Linked DNA regions of Homo sapiens: region 2 is linked to region 1. Evidence: read pairs that join two places in POLR2A ChIA-PET (ENCODE). Cell type or tissue: A673. All regions are shown on one strand. Each heading gives the region's core, and the rest is flanking DNA. Links, peaks and the distances in the headings are about the cores only.

What was found. Peaks named below come from ENCODE experiments on the same cell type or tissue, not always from the same donor. Only the 100,000 strongest peaks of a DNase experiment are listed, where the experiment ranks them.
Region 2: POLR2A ChIA-PET joins it to region 1 with 6 read pairs; 2 of 35 experiments call an interaction of 5 or more read pairs at or near these places.

Annotation. Positions count from the first base shown.
Region 1 is chr1:16,367,444-16,377,576 of GRCh38, reverse strand. The region is part of intron 1 of SZRD1 (SUZ RNA binding domain containing 1); the gene reads right to left. It also overlaps the pseudogene RPL22P3. Among named protein-coding and RNA genes, the nearest start is that of SZRD1, 5.3 kb to the right of the region's middle. RefSeq lists an enhancer at 9,539-9,828. In A673, for the core only: no CTCF peak of the experiment used is centred there; a DNase peak (open chromatin) is centred at 5,606.
Region 2 is chr1:15,788,127-15,798,259 of GRCh38, reverse strand. It overlaps the pseudogene RPL12P14. Among named protein-coding and RNA genes, the nearest start is that of UQCRHL, 14 kb to the left of the region's middle. RefSeq lists an enhancer at 5,983-6,483. In A673, for the core only: a CTCF peak has its summit at 6,073 (motif pointing left); a DNase peak (open chromatin) is centred at 6,059.

The sequences.
Region 1 (10,133 bases), core at 4,474-6,973:
TTTTTTTTTTTTTTGAGACAGAGTCTGTCTCTGTCATGATCTTGGCTAACTGCAACCTCCACCTCCCTAGTTCAAGCAATTCCCCTGCCTCAGCCTCCTGAGTAGCTGGGATTACAGGTGCACACGACCACGTCCCGCTCATTTTTTTGTATTTTTAGTAGTGACAGGGTTTCACCATGTTGGCCAGACTGGTCTTGAACTCTTGACCTCAGGCAATCCACCCGCCTTGACTTCCCAAAGTGCTGGGATTACAGGTGTAAGCCACTCTTGCTACCTTTTATAATGACTGCAAGGCTCCTCTCCCAAAGGAAATACCAGGCATTACTGACTTTGGAGGATGAAACAAAGACACTATTAACCCTCATCCACCAGATTTCACTTTAACACCCAAGGGTGCCCTCATCAAATCCCAGTTAGAATCGCCAGCACTCAGCAGGGGTGGCAAACACAATGCCTCCAAGCCCAAATGGCTAAAGCAGGCAGAATGGAACACAAGAGGTAACAACAGGTAAAGGAGGATTGCAGGGGAGAGCAGAGGAGAGGACAGCAGAGAGCAGCCAACAGCCGGTAAAGGCATTCAAGTTCAATATTTAAAAATCCTGCCGGCTAGGTGCAGTGGCTCACGCACCTGTACTCTGAGCTACTCAGGAGGAGGCTGAGGTGGGAGTATCACTTGAAGCGATCTGAGTTCAGATCAGTCTGGGTAACAAGGCAAGACCACCGCCCCCTCCATTTAAAAATCCTGAGCAACGTTTTTTTTTTTTTTTTTTTGAGACAGAGTCTCGCTGTGTCGCCCAGGCTGGAGTGCAGTGACACAATCTCAGCTCATTGCAACCTCTGCCTCCCAAGTTCAAGCGATTCTCCTGCCTCAGCCTCCCAGGTAGCTTGGGTTACAGGCACCTGCCACCACACCTGGCTAATTTTTGTATTTTCAGTAGAGACAAGGTTTCACCATGTTGGCCAGGCTGATCTGGAACTCCTGACCTCAAGTGATCCGCCTGCCTCGGCCCCCCAAAGTGCTGGGATTACAGGCGTGACCCAATGCGCCCTGCCCAATAATTATTTATGTTATCTTTTTCCACTTGGCCAAATGTTAAAAAGTTATTTCTCATTTATGATCAAGATTTCGACCAGCATCTCACTTGTAGTCACTGTTCTTAGCATTATAACTGAGAGCAGGATTATCGCTTGGCTCTTCAGCACTGAGTTCAAATTTCTCAGATGCAGTTTATGAGCTCATGCAGGCTACAGAGGCAGGAGGTCAATCCCAGGTGAAAACAAATGAAATGCTTCAAAGGAGCTAGTAACTAAGCATCCTAAAGCACTTAACTAGTTAATTATCTGGTGAGAAGCAAATGTAAACAAATTGCTCCAAAAAAGGTCCCTCAGAGTGTGGGCTCAGGCCTAACAGCCAGGGCTGGACCGACCACATGATTTCCTCCCCGGACCAGGAATAATAGCACCTACACCTCACAAGGTCACTGCTAATGATTGTAAAAATGCACTCCCCCTGGGCTGTAGGCAGCCATACAACATATATCTTAGAAGCTCTTCCAAAAAGGGCCCGAGGAACTTGGGAGCTTCCCACAGGCTGCGCGCTTGTTCGCCAGTGAGATGAACAACTAGATAGCAGAAACACTACTGACATATGGAAGGTCACAAATGTTTTTATAAGCTAGGAAGGGCTGGGCTGGGAATTGTTCTCAAGGTCAGTGAAGAGTGGTGACAGTCCTGACCTTTCCAGACTCAAGTCATACTTTCCTTCTATACAATCTCATCTAATCGCCATGGCCCCTGAAGAATGCAATTTTAGCTGTACATATTTATTATTCCTTTTAGAAAGGAATGACTGTTATTTCCTGTGTTCCTTTTATAAGGGAACGAGTTTGTTGGGGGGAGGGGCTGGCTTACTGTGATGGGCATTTTGAAATGTCTCACCGTCAAGGACAAGATTCTCTGTCTCGGACCGGGCGCGGTGGCTCACGCCTGTAATCCTAACACTTTGGGAGGCCGATGTGGGCAGACTGCCTGAGCTCAGGAGTTCCAGACCAGCTTGGGCAACATGGTGAACCCGTCTCTACTAAAATACAAAACATGAGTCGGGCATGGTGACATGAGCCTGTAGTCCCAGCTACTTGGGAGGGTGAGGCATGAGAATTGCTTGAACCCGGAAGGCAGAGGTTCAGTGAGCAGAAATTGCGCCACTGCACTCTAGCCTGGGTGACAGAGAGAAACTCCTTCTCAAAAAAAAGAAAAAAAAATTATCTGTCTCCATACAGACTATTGGGGTTTGTTGCTAATTTCTGTGGGGCATGGTTTTACCTTAATATCCTGCACAGAGCTAGATGTTAAAGAGAAGGATGCTTGGTAGGAGCAAACGGTTTTAAGAAAAACACTCAAAGGCCAGGCGTGGTGGCTCACGCTTGTAATCCCAGCATTTTGGGAGGCCGAGGCGGGCGGATCACGAGGTCACGAGTTTGAGACCGGCCTAGCCAACACAGTGAAACCCCATCTCTACTAAAAATACAAAAATTGGCTGGGTGTAGTGGCGAGCACCTGTAATCCCAGCTACTTGGGAGGCTGAGGCAGGAGAATCGCTCGAACCCGGGAGGCAGAGGTTGCAGCGAGCTGAGATTGCGCCACTGCACTCCAGCCTCGGCGACAGAGCTAGACTCCGTCTCAAAAAAACAAAACAAAACAAAAACACTCAAGAAGAGAAATCTCTATGGATACTACATTAAAATTTTTTTATTTTATTTTATACTTTGGCCACAGATTTAAGTAGCTAAACTCAACCTTCTCCTAGGAAACCAACAGGTCAGTAGTTTTCCTGACAGAACACACCTTGTAGAGGCTAGCTACCTGATACAGCCAGAAACTGATGCTAGCTGTCGGGGCCAACAGCAGTGGAGAGGTGGAAACTGGAAAGGGCTGGCCCCTGGAATGTTTTCAGTCATCAGACCTAGACAACTGTGACTTTTCTCTGCAGGACTGCACCAACAGTTTTAGAAAGACGCACTAAATCCTCTCCTGTCATAGAAGTAAAAACAAGAAGGCCTGTGATTGCTGGAATTTCTAGCCCACGGCAACCATGGCAGCTCTCTTGATACCCAGAGCACGCTGGGAACAGGCCCTCCCATGCAGCCAATGAAAAAAGGGCTGAGAAGTTACTAGTGAAAAGCTCATTATCCTCCTTTCTTTGAAGCCACAGTGAAACCAACCTTTTTCCAGAGTCCCAGGGACAGACTGCTCAGCAGAATCATGCCTAAACTGCCCAACTGCTTCACAGAAAGCCCCTTCTGAGGACATCACAGTCCATAAGGCTCAACCTTTCCAGAAAGACTAGCACCAACTGAGAGGTGGCCCCTTTAGGCATGGTGTATCTGGAACTGTGCTTTCTGTGATACCACAAATCTTAAATGCCTTCTTTTTACTGCAGGGACAGACATAAAGAAATCAGCACCAGATAGCCCCAAACTAATTGATCTCTTTTTTCCCACTACCCATAGCCTTTTTTTGTTGTTTTGTTGTACATGTTCCAAAATGACAGCAGCTACACAAAGCATTGGGGACCCCAGAGTGAAGCGGCAGTCACACTTTGGGGAGAATGGCCTCTTCTCCAAAGAAAGAGAAGAAAATCAAAGTTCTGATCTCCTGAATTTAATCTAACTATGGGCCGGGTGTGGTGGCTCACGCCTGCAATCCCAGCACTCCGGGAGGCTGAAACGGGAGGATCACTTATGTTCAGGCATTCGAGACCAACATGGGCAACATGGTGAGACCCTGTCTCTACAAAAAAATCAAAAATAGTCAGGTGTGGTGGCGCATGCCTGTAGTCCCAGCTACTCGGGAGGTTGAGGCTGAAGTGGGAGGATCACTTGAGCCTGGGAGGTCGAGACAGCAGTAAGTCATCATTGCACCACTGCGCTCAGCCTGGGTGACAGAGTGAGACCCTGTCTCAAAAAAAAAAAACGTGTTTTGTTTTTTTTTTTTTTTTGAGACGGAGTTCCACTCTTGTTGCCCAGGCTGGAGTGCAATGGTGCAATCTCGGCTCACCGCAACCTCCACCTCCCAGGTTCAAGCGATTCTCCTGCCTTGGCCTCCCGAGTAGCTGGGATTACAAGCAGGCACCACCACACCTGGCTAATTTTGTATTTTTAGTAGAGACAGGGTTTCTCCATGTTGGTCAAGCTGGTCTCGAACTCCTGACCTCAGGTGATCCACCTGCCTCAGCCTCCCAAAGTGCTGGCATTACAGGCATGAGCCATCGTGTCCGGCAAAAAATTTAAAACATAAATAAATAAATCTAGCTATATCACTCTTCTGCTTAAAAAAAAAAAAAAAACTTCAAAGCTCCTTGCACTTTCAGGACAAAGTTCAAGCTTCCAGAACCAAGTACAAGGAAGCCTTTCCCAATCTGGCCCCTACATACCTCTGTGGTCTCATCTCTTTCCACTCAACCCTGCCAACCCTCTCCCCTTCAGCCAGAAGGAAATACTTGTAGCCCTCCCAATGCTGTGTATTTGTCTCTCGGCCTCCTCATCCATGCCTGCTTTGGCCCTACACTCTACCTGCCTCTCCCAGACTTACCACTGCTTAATTCAACTGATCTTTCAAATCTTAACTTAGGCATCGTCTTCTTTACAAGACTTTCTCTGATCCAGCCATGGTACCCCACTTATGCCTCTTCCTGAAGGTGCTGCCGGACCTGTCTGACTCCCCCACTAAACAGGGCCTCCATGCCTGGTATGCAATAGTTATTTAATGTTTAATGACACCTTCCTATGGACTCATACACCATCCAGCATCACTGATGGGGCAATGTTTGGATAACTGGCTCATGGGGGTAGAAAGTAAACATAAATTTCAATTCTTAATCCAGAACACCAGTCATCCTTTAACTTATTCAAGATGCATTTTCTTCCCACTAGCTGCATGCCTTGACCTGGAGAAAAAGAATAAAAGGAAACTTGCAAGATACAGGGAAATCAGAGAGGTTGTCAGTGCTTTATAATAACCACTGGTCCAATTACATTTTTATATCATCTGCTGCCTTCCCCTAGCTGGGTTAGCTCATTACCAACACTATGAACTCTTTTTTTTTGAGACAGAGTCTCACTCTGTCACCCAGGCTGGAATGCAGTGGTGCGATCTCTGCTCACTGCAACCTCTGCCTCCCAGGTTCAAGAGATTCTCCTGCCTCAGCCTCCGGAGTAGCTGGGATTACAGGCACCTGCCACCATGCCAAGCTCATTTTTGTATTTTTAATAGAGACGGGGTTTCACCATGTTGGCCACGCTGGTCTTGAACTCGTGACCTCAGGTGATCTGCCCGCCTCAGCCTCCCAAAGTGTTGGGATTACAGGCGTGAGCCACCACGCCTGGCATATTTTATTGATTGTCTTAAACAATTGGGGATATAGGACGAAACCCTGTCTCAAAAAAAAAAGAAAAAGAAAAAGAAAAAAGTGTTTGCCATACTAACTAAAAGCAAAAAGTCTATTCACAGAATATGTGAGGGACTTCTCAAAGTCAGTCTTTCTCCAAATGACACAATAGGACTTGATACTAAGAATTCGGAAGCTATACAGGAAACAATGACCTCAGATGACTCACACACACAAAAATTCTTCCAGTCTGGGCAATATGGCAAGACCCTGTCTCTACAAAAAAATTTTCTTTTTAAATTAGCCAGGCACATAGTGGTACACGCCTGTGGGCCCAGCTACTCAGGAGGCTGAGGCTGCAGTGAGCTGTATTCCGACCACTGCACTCCAACCTTGGCAACAGAGCAAGACCCTTCTGTCTTAAGAAAGGGGCCAGGCGCAGCAGCTCACGCCTGTAATCCCAGCACTTTGGGAGGCCGAGGCGGGCGGATCACGAGGTCAGGAGATCGAGACCATCCTGGCTAACACAGTGAAACCCCATCTCTACTAAAAATACAAAAAATTAGCCAGGCGTGGTGGTGGGTGCCTGTAGTCCCAGCTACTCGGGAGGCTGAGGCAGGAGAATGGTGTGAACCCGGGAGGCGGAGCTTGCAATGAGCCGAGATTGCGCCACTGCACTCCAGCCTGGGCGACAGAGCAAGACTCCATCTCGGGAAAAAAAAAAAAGGGGAAAAAAAAAAAGGAAAAAAAAGGAAGGGAGAGGGGGGAGCAGAGGGATGGGAGCAGAGGGAGGGGAGGGGAGGGGAGAAATTCTACATGATGTCAAAAAATTTTTGGCTGGGCATGATGGCTCATGCCTGTAATCCCAGCACCTTGGGAGGCTGAGGCGGGTGGAGATTGCCTGAGACAGAAATTGCCTGAGACTGCAGTGAGTGTTCCCCACTGCACCCCAGCCTGGGCAACAGAGCAAGACCCTGTCTCAAAGAAAAAAGACAAAAATTTTCTTGTGGTGTTGGAGGGCAGGGATCTCCAAAATCCTTTACTTCCAAGGATTAGAACTGCCGCTGGATTTTTGTGTAGTTTCAATTTTCCCATTTAGGTTATTAGTCTTCACCCAGTTTTTGCTGTTTTGGAGTAGGGTATTCAAAGCTCATTACCAGTAGGAAGAGGGGATAACCTGAAGCCAAGACTTTTACGCAATTGCCTATATATGAAAGACATGTATAGCCTGCAGTCCATTGGTTTCCCAGTGATGTGGACATAACATCTCCCTGGCTCCCCTCTTTCAAAAGTGCATATTTACAAGAACCTTTGTGAAATTTGAAAAGGGAATCAAATTCAAGACAGCGTTCAAATATAAGCCCAGACAAACTATTAAAAATGAAAGCTGGCTGAGGGCAGTGGCTCATGCCTATAATCCCAGAACTCTGGGAGGCTGAGGCAGGAGGACTGCTAGAGCCCAAGAATTCAAGGTTGCAGTAAGCTATGATTATGCCACTGCACTTCAGCCTGGGAAACCAAATGAGACCCTGTATCTAAAATAAATAAATATTTTTTTTTTTAATGAAAGCTGCCAGGCATAGTGGCACATGCCTATAATCTACTGGGAGGCCCAGCCTGGGCAATCTCATCTCAAAAAATAAAAAAAAAATTAAAAAAAAAAAGGCCAGGTGCAGCGGCTCATGCCTGTAATCCCAGCACTTTGGGAGCCTAAGGCAGGAGGATCACTTGAGGCCAGGAGTTCGAGATCAGCGTGGCCAACATGGTGAAACCCCGTCTCTACTAAAAATACAAAAATTAGCTGGGCGTGGTAGCATGCGCCTTGTAATCCCAGCTACTCGGGAGGCTGAGGCACGAGAATCGCTTGAACCTGGGAGGTAGAGGTTGCAGTGAGATGAGATTGAGCCACTGCACTCCAGCCTGGGCAATGGAGTAAGACCTTCTCTCAAACAAAAAAAAAAAAAAGGAAAAGAAAGAACACCCAATTCCCAAATTTTCCACATGTCCCCAGGTAGAGAGGTAGCAGCAAAATGCTAGAGAAAAAAAGCCCAGCCTTGAAGTCAGACATGCTTGGGATCAAATCCCAGCTTCCCCCAGCTGTGTGATCTTGCGCAAAACAGGTTACTCTCGAAACCTCCGTTTCCTTGTCTATAAAAGGGGGACAATGCCTCAACAGGTTGTTTCAAGGATTCAATTAAATAAAATATATTAGAGAACCTGCATTTTGGCAGAAGTGTTCATGATGTCAATAAGGCAAGGTTTGTGTTCCACCTCTGTAGTTTTTTTTTTTTGTTTTTTTTTTTGATGGAGTTTCACTCTTGTTGCCCAGGCTGGAGTGCAATGGCATGATCTCGGCTCACTGCAACCTCCGCCTCCTAGGTTCAAGCAATTCTCCTGGCTCAGCCTCCCAAGTAGCTAGGATTACAGGTATGTACCATAGGGTCCAGCTAATTTTTGTATTTTTAGTAGAGATGGGGTTTCACCATGTTGGCCAGGCTGGTCTGGAACTCCTAACCTCAGGTTATCCACCCACCTCAGCCTCCCACAGTGCTGGGATTACAGGCGTGAGCCACAGCACCTGGCCGCGGTACATTTTTAAAGGATATTACTAAAGTAAGGGATAGCAGAAAGAACTCTGGCTTTCTGCCTCCGCTGCTGCCATGGCTTCTGTGAAAAAGCCTGTGGTGAAGGGGGGCAAAAAAAAGAAGCAGGTTCTGAAGTTCACTCTTGAATGCACTCACCCCGTAGAAGATGGAATCATGGATGCTGCCAATTTTGAGCAGTTTTTGCAAGAAAGGATCAAAGTGAACGGAAAAGCTGAGAACCTTGGTGGAGGGATGGCGACCATTGAAAGGAGTAAGAGCAAGATCAACGTGACATCCGAGGTGCCTTTCTCCAAAAGGTATTTCAAATATCTCACCAAAACATATATGAAGAATAATTTACGTGATTGGTTGCTCCTAGTTACTAACAGCAAAGATAGCTACAAATTATGTTACTTCCAGATTAACCAGGACAAAGAGGAGGAAGATGAGGATTAAATTTCATTTATCTGGAATATTTTGTATAAGTTTTTCAATAAAACTTGGGAACCAAAAGAAAAAAGAAAGAACACGCGACAAGCGTCAGAAAGACCTAAGTCTCTAAATCTCACATCTCTAGGCTTATTCAGCTGTTAAATGGGGGACTGTACTAGCTATTTCTAATTGACTTACCCATTCTGAAAAACTAAAGTAAGCCCCAATTTCTGCTGAATCCTATTCATTTTTGTTCATTTGCCTCCAACTTCTCTAACATGAGGGATTTATGACCCTTTGAAACAGGTGAGGAAAACCAAAGAAAGGCCAAGATGCCCAAGAAACGTATCATTTGCATGATATTAAAGTTGTAAGCCAAGCTTTTTTATAGGGATGTCTGGATGATTCACTCAGATTAGTGGTAGGCAATAAACGCCTGTACCGAAAATGTTGCATTTTCTGGCACAAAGTCACTGATAAGCACACTGCCTAGCATATAGCAGACACTCAAAAATGCTGGTTGAATGAACAAGGAGCCAACTGACACCTGTTACTCCCTATAAAATCTTTAACTTTCTTAAGCCAAAACTCAAGAAAGATGGTTGTCACATTAAGAACTCTACTAAATATCCTCTGAACGAACGAATCCTTCAAATTCTCAATTATGCTAAATGGAAAAACATAAACAACCGTTGAGAGAAATGCTGAACCAGCGGAAAAAACTTCAAAGCCAAGTTTCAACATTCCCGTAGAGCTAGATACACCCACTGACTGCTGCCAGGGTCAATTTCCCGGCCTCTTCCAGAGCTCATAAGCACCCCCAAAAAGCGCTTAGGAAAAAAAACCCAGCGCCTACTCTACCCTGGTACGCTCGACTCCTCGCACACGTAAACCTTTAAGGTGGATGTCAGTGCAGCCAGCATTGAACAGACGCGAACACGGGGAGACAAAAAAAGCATCTCCCCATATTCACAAGGGTCACCACAGACAAACTCTGAAAAGACCAAATTATTCACAAATCTAAGAGAATTGACAGATCCTCTTTGAGATAAACTATTTTCCTACAGTTTCTGGAGGCAAACAAAAACTCCAAAAACAAGTCGAACGGTCCATCTCCCCACTCCTCTCCCAAGAATGTGGCTGTTTTACATATCACACCCTGGACTCCGACAAGCGAACTCCTAGACCTTCCCGGGGCCTCGGATCGCTGAGTGGCAGAGGAGCTGCCCCGCAGAGCTTTCGGTTGCTTTGGCAGAGTCCCCGTGAGACCTGCCTGCCTGCCCACAAACTCTTCTTGGAGTAAAAGTGAAAGAGAAAAAAAACCCGACTCGTCCACCGTGACGGATGGTGGGGGATTTTAGCAGAGTTGAGTAGCCCAAAGAGGATTCAATTTCCCCCCGCCCTCGGCTGCCTCCTCCCGCTTTCCTGCGAAGCCGGACATGCCTCCTTGGTCCGCGCAAGCCCCACCACCACCCACATGGTGTGTCCGTCCCGGTCAGAGCACAAGAACTTTAAAATGGTGCCTCGGGCCACAAGGCTCATCGGAAAGAGTCACAGAGGCCCACGGCCAGCAAGTGGGCGCGGGGGGTCAGGAAAGGAGGCCCCGGGTGGCGGGTGGGGCGCCCCGGGTGACGCGCGCGTTAGTGGGCGGAGGGAGGCGCACCAGGCAAAGGAAAGGAGAGAAATGGATCGCGGCCCCTTTAAGAGGCCTTCACGGCGCTCAGGAACTG
Region 2 (10,133 bases), core at 4,592-7,091, 580 kb after region 1:
TCCTTGCGTGTTTATGGATTCCTCAGGAATCCATAACCCAGAGAGGGTGTGAGACCGGCCGAGCTCACACAGCTGGTTAGTGGCCAAGCCCTGGGTGTCCTGACTGCCAGAACAGGGCTTTCCCACCCCTCCCACTGCCTCTCTTATCTTCCAAGACCTACTTGTAAACACAAGCAGGCACCTGCAAACATCTGATCACCTCTGCGAGGAGGAGGATGAAGGTGGGAAGGAAAAAAATTACCACTCACACTGGGTGAAGGTCACTCTGATCTTCTGAGACCCCTCACCATCCTCTTCCTACTTGGCACTTGTCTCCCACATGCTATAGATATTGGGTCAGGTCCCCCACTCCTCTTCTCTTGCCATCTTCTCAGTCAGTAGGCCCCTCCCCCTTGTCCAGACATGACTACCCTCTCAGCCCGACTTTCCTGTTGGCAGAAGAGTGTGTGATGGCCTCCTCTCACCCCCTTGTTCTTACGTCATCAGTGAGAGGCAGGGCATCCAGGAGCTCAGGCTCAAAGACTTTCCCCTTTATCCCGTTAGTTTGTTAGATAAGAAACTTTTGATTTCAAAATAACTTTAGATTTATTGAGGCTGGGCATGGAGGCTCACGCCTGTAATCCCAGCATTTTGGGAGGCCGAGGTGGGCAGATCACGAGGTCAGGAGATCGAGACCATCCTGACCAACATGGTGAAACCCAGTCTCTACTAAAATACAAAAAATTAGCCAGGCGTGGTGGTGTGTGCCTGTAGTCCCAGCTACTTGGGAGGCTGAGGCAGGGGAATTGCTTGAACCTGGGAGGCAGAGGTTGCAGTGAGCCAAGATCGCTCTACTGCACTCCAGCCTGGTGACAGAGCAAGACTCCGTCTTAAAAAAAAAAAAAAAAAACAGCCGGGTGCGGTGGCTCACGCCTGTAATCCCAGCACTTTGGGAGGCCGAGGCAGGCAGTTCACGAGGTCAGGAGATCGAGACCTTCCTGGCTAACACGGTGAAACCTCATCTCTTCTAAAAATACAAAACATTAGCCGGGCGTCGTGGCGGGCACCTGTAGTCCCAGCTACTCAGGAGGCTGAGGCAGGAGAATGGCGTGAACCCGGGAGTCAGAGCTTGCAGTGAGCCAAGATCGCGCCACTGCACTCCAACCTGGGTGACAGAGCGAGACACTGTCTCAGAAAAAAAAAAAAAAAAATCTCACGCAACTATGGCACATTTGTCCAAACTAGGAAACTGACATTGGTACAACATGACTCACCAAACTCCAGACTTTACTGGGATTTCACCAGATTTTCCACTAATGTCCTTTCTTCCTTTCCAGAATCCATCCCAGGAAACCACATGACATTTGGTCATCTGCCATTGCATTCCTTTACGTGTATGATCAAGGTAATAATTCTCTTTGTTTTGTAGGTGAGGAAAAAAGCAATTCAGTGGCCAAGGGATTGCCCTGTCTCATCTAGGAGGCTAAGGCAGTGGAATAAAGGGTTTAGGACTTGGCTAAATATAGAGCTGGAATCTATGTGGTGTGACCTTGAGCCTTCGTCTCCCTGTGTGAACGATGGGATCATAGATCATTCCTTCCTTCCAGGCAGCAGTGGGAACTAAATGAGATAATACATATGGGCATATGCATGCCCACGAAATGGTAGCTGCTGCTGTTGTTATTACTGTCAGTATCCTCATCAAGGAGTCTCGATCCCAGGCAGGCTGCCTAACTCCTGAAACCTAGCTTCCTGTTCAGCGTAGTCAATCATCCCACCTCTCCAGCCTCACCCCAGACAAGACAGACAAGAGCTCAGGAAATAAATGTCAGTTTTTGACACCCTTCCTCACCCTCAAAACTTAAAGACATTGTGTCTCAAGGTCAAATAGCTGGCTAGGAGCTTAACCAGAGAGAGAGTCTAGTTTTTTTTTTGTTTTTTGTTTTTTGTTTTTTTTTGTAGAGATGGGGTCTCACTCTATTGCCCAGGCTGAAATAGAACTCCTGGGCTCAAGTGATCCTCCTGCCTCGGCTCCCAAATTGCTGGGATTATAGACATGAGCCACTTCACCCAGCCCGAGAATCTAGGTCTTGCTAAGACCTTATCCCATCCACTGGGCAGAACCCCTCCCTCCTGTCTTCCTCCTCCCCTCCCCTCCCTTCCCATTCAGAGACCACTCTGGGGAACAGAGGCCACCGGCCAGCTGCTCTTAATTCCACCTCATGGGATGCCCTGCAAGGGACCCCACCACCTCCTCTGGCCTAAAGGAGCTGTCATAAACACCTGATGAAGGAAGCGTTGCAAGGTCATTTTCATTTTCAAAAGAAGGTAAAATCATGACTCCCACACAGATAGAAAATGAATAGGTATTAGCCATTTTATTTAACTCATAAGGGAGCCAGGTGATGTTATAACCAGCTCAAAAGGGCAGCTAAGGGCCGGGCACAGTGGCTCACGCCTGTAATCCCAGCACTTTGGGAGGCCGAGGCAGGTGGATTGCCTGAGGTCAGGAGTTCAAGACCAGTCTGGCCAACATGGTGAAACCCCGTCTCTACTAAAAATACAAAAATTAGCTGGGCATCATGGCATATGCCTGTAATCCCAGCTACTTGGGAGGCTGAGGCAGGAGAATCGCTTAAACCCAGGAGGCGGAGCTTGCAGTGAGCTGAGATCATGCCACTGTGCTCTGCTCCAGTCTGGGTGACAGAGCGAGACTCTGTCTCAAAAAAAAAAGGGGGGACAGCTAAGAACAGTCACATTCATAGGTCAGGAATATTGAAATGAATGTGCAAATGAAAACTGGTTTTTCAACAAGAAAGCGAGGGAGAACCTCTACTAGACAGGGCAATATATCATTTACCTATAATTTACAGAGCTGTAAAGTCGCTCAAAGACAATAAAAGGCTAGAATCTGATAACCAGGAAGGGTGTGCTGGGTGTAGATAGTGCATTATTTTCCACTGAATCACATACATTTTTTTCTGCAGAAGGAAGGTTATGAGCAGGGTACACTCCAGAGTCTCTCTAATCTGATGCTCACTCTCTGAGAATTAGTATGAGTCATACAGGATACAAGGACCTTTCTGGATGGATTGGGAAAATTATATGTCACTTACAAGCAAGAGGCCTGCAGTCTAAACTCCCCCTCTTAAGATGCAGGTCTTGGCCTGGCGTGGTGGATCACACATGTAATTCTAGCACTTTGGGAGGCCAAAGCAGGAGGATCACTTGAGCTCAGAAGTTCAAGAGCAGCCTGGGCAACATAGAGAGACCTCATCTCTAAAAAAAAAAAAAAAAAAAAAAAAGATGCAGGTCTTAGCTGGGCACGGTGGCTCACTCCTGTAATCCCAGCACTTGGGAGGCCGAGGCAGGAGGATTGCTTGAGGCCAAGAGTTCCAAATCAGCCTAAGCAGCATGGTAAAACCCCATCTTTACAAAAAATTTAAAAAATTAGTCAGGTGTGGTGGTGCATGCTTGGGGTCCCAGCTACTTGGGAGGCTGAGGTAGGAGGACTGCTTGAGCCCAGGACATCATCAAAGCTGCAGTGAGCTGTATTTGCACCACTGTACTCCAGCCTGGGCAACAGAGTGAGACTGTGTCTCAAAAAAAAAAAAGATGCAGAGATGCAGAGCTCCAGACATTAAAGGTTTTTTCAGTTGGACATTGGCACCTGTGTTACACGATGGGTTCTGAAACATTCTAGAATATGGATTTCTGAAGTGGGTCTGTAGTGGAGGACTATAGAATTTTCACTGGACCTGCTTTGATCCTGTCTCTGCTGTGCGGCCTTGTGCAGTTATACCAGCTCTCTGATGTGCAGCTTCCTCCTCTTTGGCAATGTCAAAATTGCTACTTCATAGATTATTTTGTTACATAAACTGTACATTAAAGTGAGGAGAACATTTTTTGGAAAATGTTCTCAGTCCCTGCAATTCTTCCTCATCAGCTCAGCCTCCTCCCCTCTCCCCATCCCCCCATTCAATTCCCGGTTCCCACCATTTGTCTCTCTAGCAGGGTAGGGAGGGGCTTGGGTTGCCCTGGAGGGGCTGGCCTGTGGCCTGTGCTGGGTGAAGTTCACACCTGGGTGTGCCCTCGGGAAAGGGGCCTCTGGGGACAGGGTGACCATCAGAAAGGCTCAGGGCTCCCAGTGCACCATGCTGTCCTTTGTCCCAGCTCTGATTCTGTGCTTACTGTGCCCAGGTTCCCAGGTATGGAATTGCAGGGTAGCAGCATGGGGACTTCCAGGTGGGCCCCTCCTAGCAGGTGGGGGTTTGAGCCAATGAAGAATTCAGTCTGCTGACACAGGTCTCCCTCCAAAAGGGCGTGTCTCTAGGACAGAGGCAGCAATTCCACAGCCATATCACTCACTTTCTAGTTTTTTGTTTTGTTTTGTTTTGGAGAGAGGGTCTCGCTCTGTGGCCCAGGCTGGAGGGCAGTGGCGTGGTGCGATCTCAGCTTACTTCAACCTCTGCATCCCAGGCTCAGGTGAATCTCCCAACTCAGTTTCCCAAGTAGCTGGGACCACAGGTGCTCACCACCACGCCCGCCTAATTTTTCTTTTTTTCTTTTTTTTTTTTTTTGAGACGGAGTTTCGCTCTCGTTGCCCAGGCTGGAGTGCAATGGCGTGATCTCGGCTCACCACAACCTCCGCCTCCCAGGTTCAAGCAATTCTCCTGCCTCAGCCTCCCGAGTAGCTGGGATTACAGGCATGCACCATCACGCCCAGCTAATTTTGTATTTTTATAGTAGAGACGGGGTTTCTCCATGTTGAGGCTGGTCATGAACTCCTGACATCAGGTGATCCACCCGCCTCGGCCTCCCAAAGTGCTGGGATTACAGGCATGAGCCACTGCGCCTGGCCCTGCCTAATTTTTCTATTTTTAGTAGAGATGGAGTTTCTCCACATTGCCCAGGCTGGACACTCTTTCTTTTTCTTTTTTTTCCACCAGTTGTCAAGTGATCCTTTATTGAAATATTTTCCTTTCTGCTTCTTAACTGGCTGGGCATTCCACAGCACCACTGTTGATGTCATCTATGATGTCATGAGGGTAGCGGCCATCAACATTACAGCCCACAGACTGGGCAGTCCCCAGGATCTCTTTAATGGTTCCAGAGAGTTCCCTGGCTAAAGATCGGTGCCACGTGTGTCAAGCAATGTTGACGATCTCATCAAAAGTGATATTCCCACTGTGTTTAATGTTTTTCTGTTTCTTTCTGTCTCTTAGTGGTTCCCTGAGGGCTTTGATGATCAGGGCAGAGGCAGAAGGCACCACCTCAATCTGGGCCTGTCTGTTCTGAATGGTCAGTTTCACTGTAATCCTCAGGCCCTTCCGGTAACCCGTTGCCTTGGCAATGTTATCACCAACCTTTTTTGGAGACAGACCCAGGGGGCCGATCTTGGGGGCCAGCGCAGAAGCAGCGACTTCACCTCCAGTGCACCTCAGGTATACAACTTTGATCTCTCTGGGGTCAAACTTCACGGCATGGTGGAGGTGGCTGGTGTGGGATGAACCCGGATTCGGGACAACCGAAGAAAGTTGCACCTTGGTCTCCTTCTCTTTTTTTTTTTTTTTTTTTTTTTTTTTTTTTTTTTTTTTGAGACAGAGTCTTTCTCTGAGAGAGAGTCTAGCTCTATCGCCCAGGCTGGAGTGCAGTGGCATGATCTTGGCTCACTGCAACCTCCGCCTTCCGGGTTCAAGCGATTCTCCTGTCTCAGTCTCCTGAATAGCTGGGACTACAGGCACACGCCACCATGCCCGGCTAATTTTTGTATTTTTAGTAGAGACGAGGGTCTCACCATATTGGTCAGGCTGATCTCGAACTCCTGACCTCAGGTGATCCACCGGCCTCTGCCTCCCAAAGTGCTGGGATTACAGGCGTGAGCCACCGTGCCTGGCCCAGGCTGGACACTTTCTAGTTTTGCAATCTGTTCTCTCCTCTCAGCCTCACTGCCACCCTGCGTGGTGCGTGGGCCGGAATGACCCTTCCCCTCTTGCAGTTTGGAGAAGTTGAGGACCCGTGTGAACCCTGAAATCATTCATGCCCGGGCTCCCCGTTCGCCAGCCCATGCTGCCCTCTAGTGGTTGTGTGCGCACCTGCCTTTAGGGAGTCCAGGACAGCCGGGACAACCAGCTCATCTGCAGACAGCAGTGGCCAGCCTTCCCAGGCTGCGCAGGGGACCCTAGGCAGGGACCGTCCCCCTCAGGACCCTTCCAGCACTGCATGCCTTCACCAGCTCCTCTTCCTGTCTCGCAGCATCTGGTTTAGATGCATAGATAGATGTATTATATACGTATATTTTAATTGTGCTAAAATACATGTAAAATTTACCATCGCAACTAACTGTACGGTTTCATGGCATTAAGTACCTTCACACTGTTGGGCAACCATCACCACCATACATCTCCAGAACTATTTTTTTTTTTAAGACAAAGTCTTACTGTGTCACCCAGGCTGGAAGCGCAGTGGTGCAATCTTGGCTCACGACAACCTCTGCCTCCTGTGTTCAAGTGATTCTCCCACGTCAGCCTCCCAAGTAGCTGGAACTACAGGTGCCCGCCACTCCACCTGGCTAATATTTTATTTTATTTTATTTTTGAGACAGACTCTCTCTCTGTCGCCCAGGCTGGAGTGCAGTGGCGCGATCTCGGCTCACTGCAAGCTCCGCCTCCTGGGTTCAGACCATTCTCCTGCGTCAGCCTCCCGAGTAGCTGGGACTACAGGCGCCTGCCACCACACCCGGCTAATTTTTTGTATTTTTAGTGGAGACAGGGTTTCACCCTATTAGCCAGGATGGTCTCAATCTCCTGACCTCGTGATCCGCCCGCCTCGGCTTCCCAAAGAGCTGGGATTACAGGCGTGAGCCACCGCGCCCGGCCCCTACCTGGCTAATTTTTGTATTTTTAGAGAGACAAGGTTTCACCATGTTGGCCAGGCTGGTCTCGAACTCTGGCCAGCTTTTTTTTTTTTTTTTTTTTGACAGGGTCTCACTCTGTCACCCAGGCTGGAGTGCGACTTCGACCTCCCAGGCTCAGATGACCCTCTTACCTTAACCCCTAGAGTAGCTGGAACTACAAGCGCATGCCACCATGCCTGGCTAATTTTTTGTAGAGACAGGGTTTTGCCATGTTGCCCAGGCTGGTCTTGAATTCCTGGGCCCCAGCGATTCGCCTGCCTTGACCTCCCAAAGTGCTGGGGTTACAGGCGTGAGCCACTGCGCCCAGCCTCCAGAACGCTATTCTCCTTCCCAAACTGAAACTCTGCCCCCATTAAACACTAAGCTCCTCATTCCTATTTCCCCCCAGTTCCTGGAAACCTCTGTTCTACATTGTCTTTATGAATCTGACTAGATACTCATATAAGTGGAATCATACAGTGTCTGTCCTTTTGTGTCTGCCTATTTCACTGAGCACAATGTTGTCAAGGTGTATTCACATTGTGGCATGTGTCAGAATGCCATCCTTTTTTTTTGTTTGTTTTTTTGAGATGGAGTCTCACTTTGTTGCCCAGGCTGGAGTGCAGTGGCACGATCTCAGCTCATCACAACCTCTGCCTCCTGGGTTCAAATGATTCTTCTTCCTCAGCCTCCCCAGTAGTTGGGACTACAGGTGTGTGCCACTATGCCTGGCTAATTTTTGTATTTTTAGTAGAGACGGGGTTTTACCATGTTGGCCAGGCTGATCTTGAACTCCTGATCTCGTGATCCGCCTGCCTCAGCCTCCCAAAGTGCTGGGATTACAGGTGTGAGCCACCACGTGTGGCCTTTTTTTTTTTTTTTTTAGACGGAGATCTCGCTCTGTCACCCAGGCTGGAGTGTAATGGCACGATCTCGGCTCACTGCAACCTCCGCCTCCTGGGTTCAAGCGATTCTCCTGCCACAGCCTCCTGAGTAGCTGGGATTACAGGCGTGCACTACCACAGCTGGCTAATGGCTAATTTTTGTATTTTTAGTACAGATGGGATTTCACCATTTTGGCCAGGCTGGTCTCGAACTCCTGACCTCAAGTGATCCACCTGCCTCAGCCTCCCAAAGTGCTGGGATTACAGATGTGAGCCACCGCACCCAGGCTGCCATCCTTTTTAAGGTTGAAGAATCTTCCATTGTCTGGAGAGACCACATCTTGTCATCCGTTCTTCTGTTCATGGACACTTGGTTCCTTCCCCCTTTTGGCTATTGTGAGTAATGCTGATATGAACATGGGTGCACAAATATCTCTTTGAATCTAGAGAATATATTTTATCTTTGCCAGTAAGTGTACCCAAAGGGAAGGGAAATCATCTTTGCCTGGGGTGTTCTGATTGTGCCTACATGTGGCAGGCGCCCTCCAAGTGAGAGCAGAGAAAAGGATGAAAAGAGGAATGAAAAGAAGAATGAAGGTTGGTTGGGAGGGTTGGGGTGGGGGAGGTGAATACACACTATTGAGTGCTCCCTAGAAGCATCCCCTTATGGAATGGAATGATTTTTACATGGGCAGCCCGAAAAGCAGAGGCATCTCCTAGAATTTCATCCAGGTAACACCCCTCCAAATACACTCAAACAGAAGCATGCTAGGACATGAGGAATTACAACAAGGCTATATATACACACACACACACACACACACACACACACACACATATGCATATATATACACATATACATACATATATACATATATGGACATGTATATACACACATATACATATATATACGCACACACACATATATATGGTTTTTTTGTTGTTTGTTTATATGGTTTTTTTGTTGTTTTGTTTTGTTTTTTGAGACGGAGTTTTGCTCTTGTTGCCCAGGCTGGAGTGCAATGCCGTGATCTCGGCTAACCACAACCTCCGCCTCCCAGGTTCAAGCGATTCTCCTGCCTCAGCCTCCCGAGTAGCTGGGATTACAGGCATGCGCCACCACACCTGGCTAATTTTGTATTTTTTGTAGAGACAGGGTTTCTCCACATTGGTCAGGCTGGTCTCAAACTCCCAACCTCAGATGATCCGCCCTCCTTGGCCTTCCAAAGTGCTGGGTATATAGGCATGAGCCACCACGTCTGGCCTAAGAAGGTTAAAGTCAAAAGCAACACCACTCAGCAGCTGTCCTGAACACGCATCTCAGGGCCACCCACACAAATGAGAATGTCTCCTGCAGCTGCTGCTGCGTCGCCCCCAATCACAGCTGTAGATATAAAGGGATCGAGTCACTGAACCATACAATCACCCCGCTTTCTGACAGCACACATCCAGAGCAAACCCACACTTCCTTAAATCTTTCTCCAAATCCGATACCAGCACTAACACTGCTTTTGGAGATGCCCTGGCTTCCCCGTGCTGTGTGGCCTCCCTTGCCACAGCAAGCATAATAAACCCAAATTTGTTGACTGCAGGCGTGTTCCTGGTGGTCTGATTGACAGGCATCAACGTGACCATGGAGGGAGTGACGGCTAGAGAATTTCAGGGTTCACAAGATGAAGCCAGTGACTCATGAACTAAGCTGAAATCTCTCAGCCTAATACTTCCCTTTCTCTCACAGCAACTCTCCATGATAGATTAGAACTGTTCCAACTTGGCTGGGCATGGTGACTCACGCCTGTAATCCCAGCTATTTGGGAGGCCAAGGTGGGAGGATTGCTTGAGCCCAGGAGTTTGAGACCAGCCTGAGCAACATAGTGGGACTCCATCTCTATTTATTTATTTATTTATTTTGAGATGGAGTTTTGCTCTTGTTGCCCAGGCTAGAGTGCAATGGCGCGATCTCAGCTCACTGCAACCTCCACCTCCCAAGTACAAGGGATTCTCCTGTCCCAGCCTATCAAGTAGCTCATATTACAGGCATGTGCCACCAGGCCCGGCTAACTTTTTTGTATTTAGTAGAGATGGGGTTTCATCATGTTAGTCAGGCTGGTCACGAACTCCTGACCTCAGGCTATCTACCCGCCTTGGCCTCCCAAAGTGCTGGGATTACAGGCATGTGCCACCGTGCCTGGCCTCTTTTTTTTTTTTTTTTGAGACGGAGTCTCGCTCTGTCACCAGGCTGGAATGCTATGGCGCAATCTCGGCTCACTGCAACCTCCGCCTCTCAGGTTTAAGCAATTCTCTTGCCTCAGCCTCCTGAGTACCTGGGATTACAGGTGCGCACCAACACACCCAGCTAATTTTTTTGTATTTTT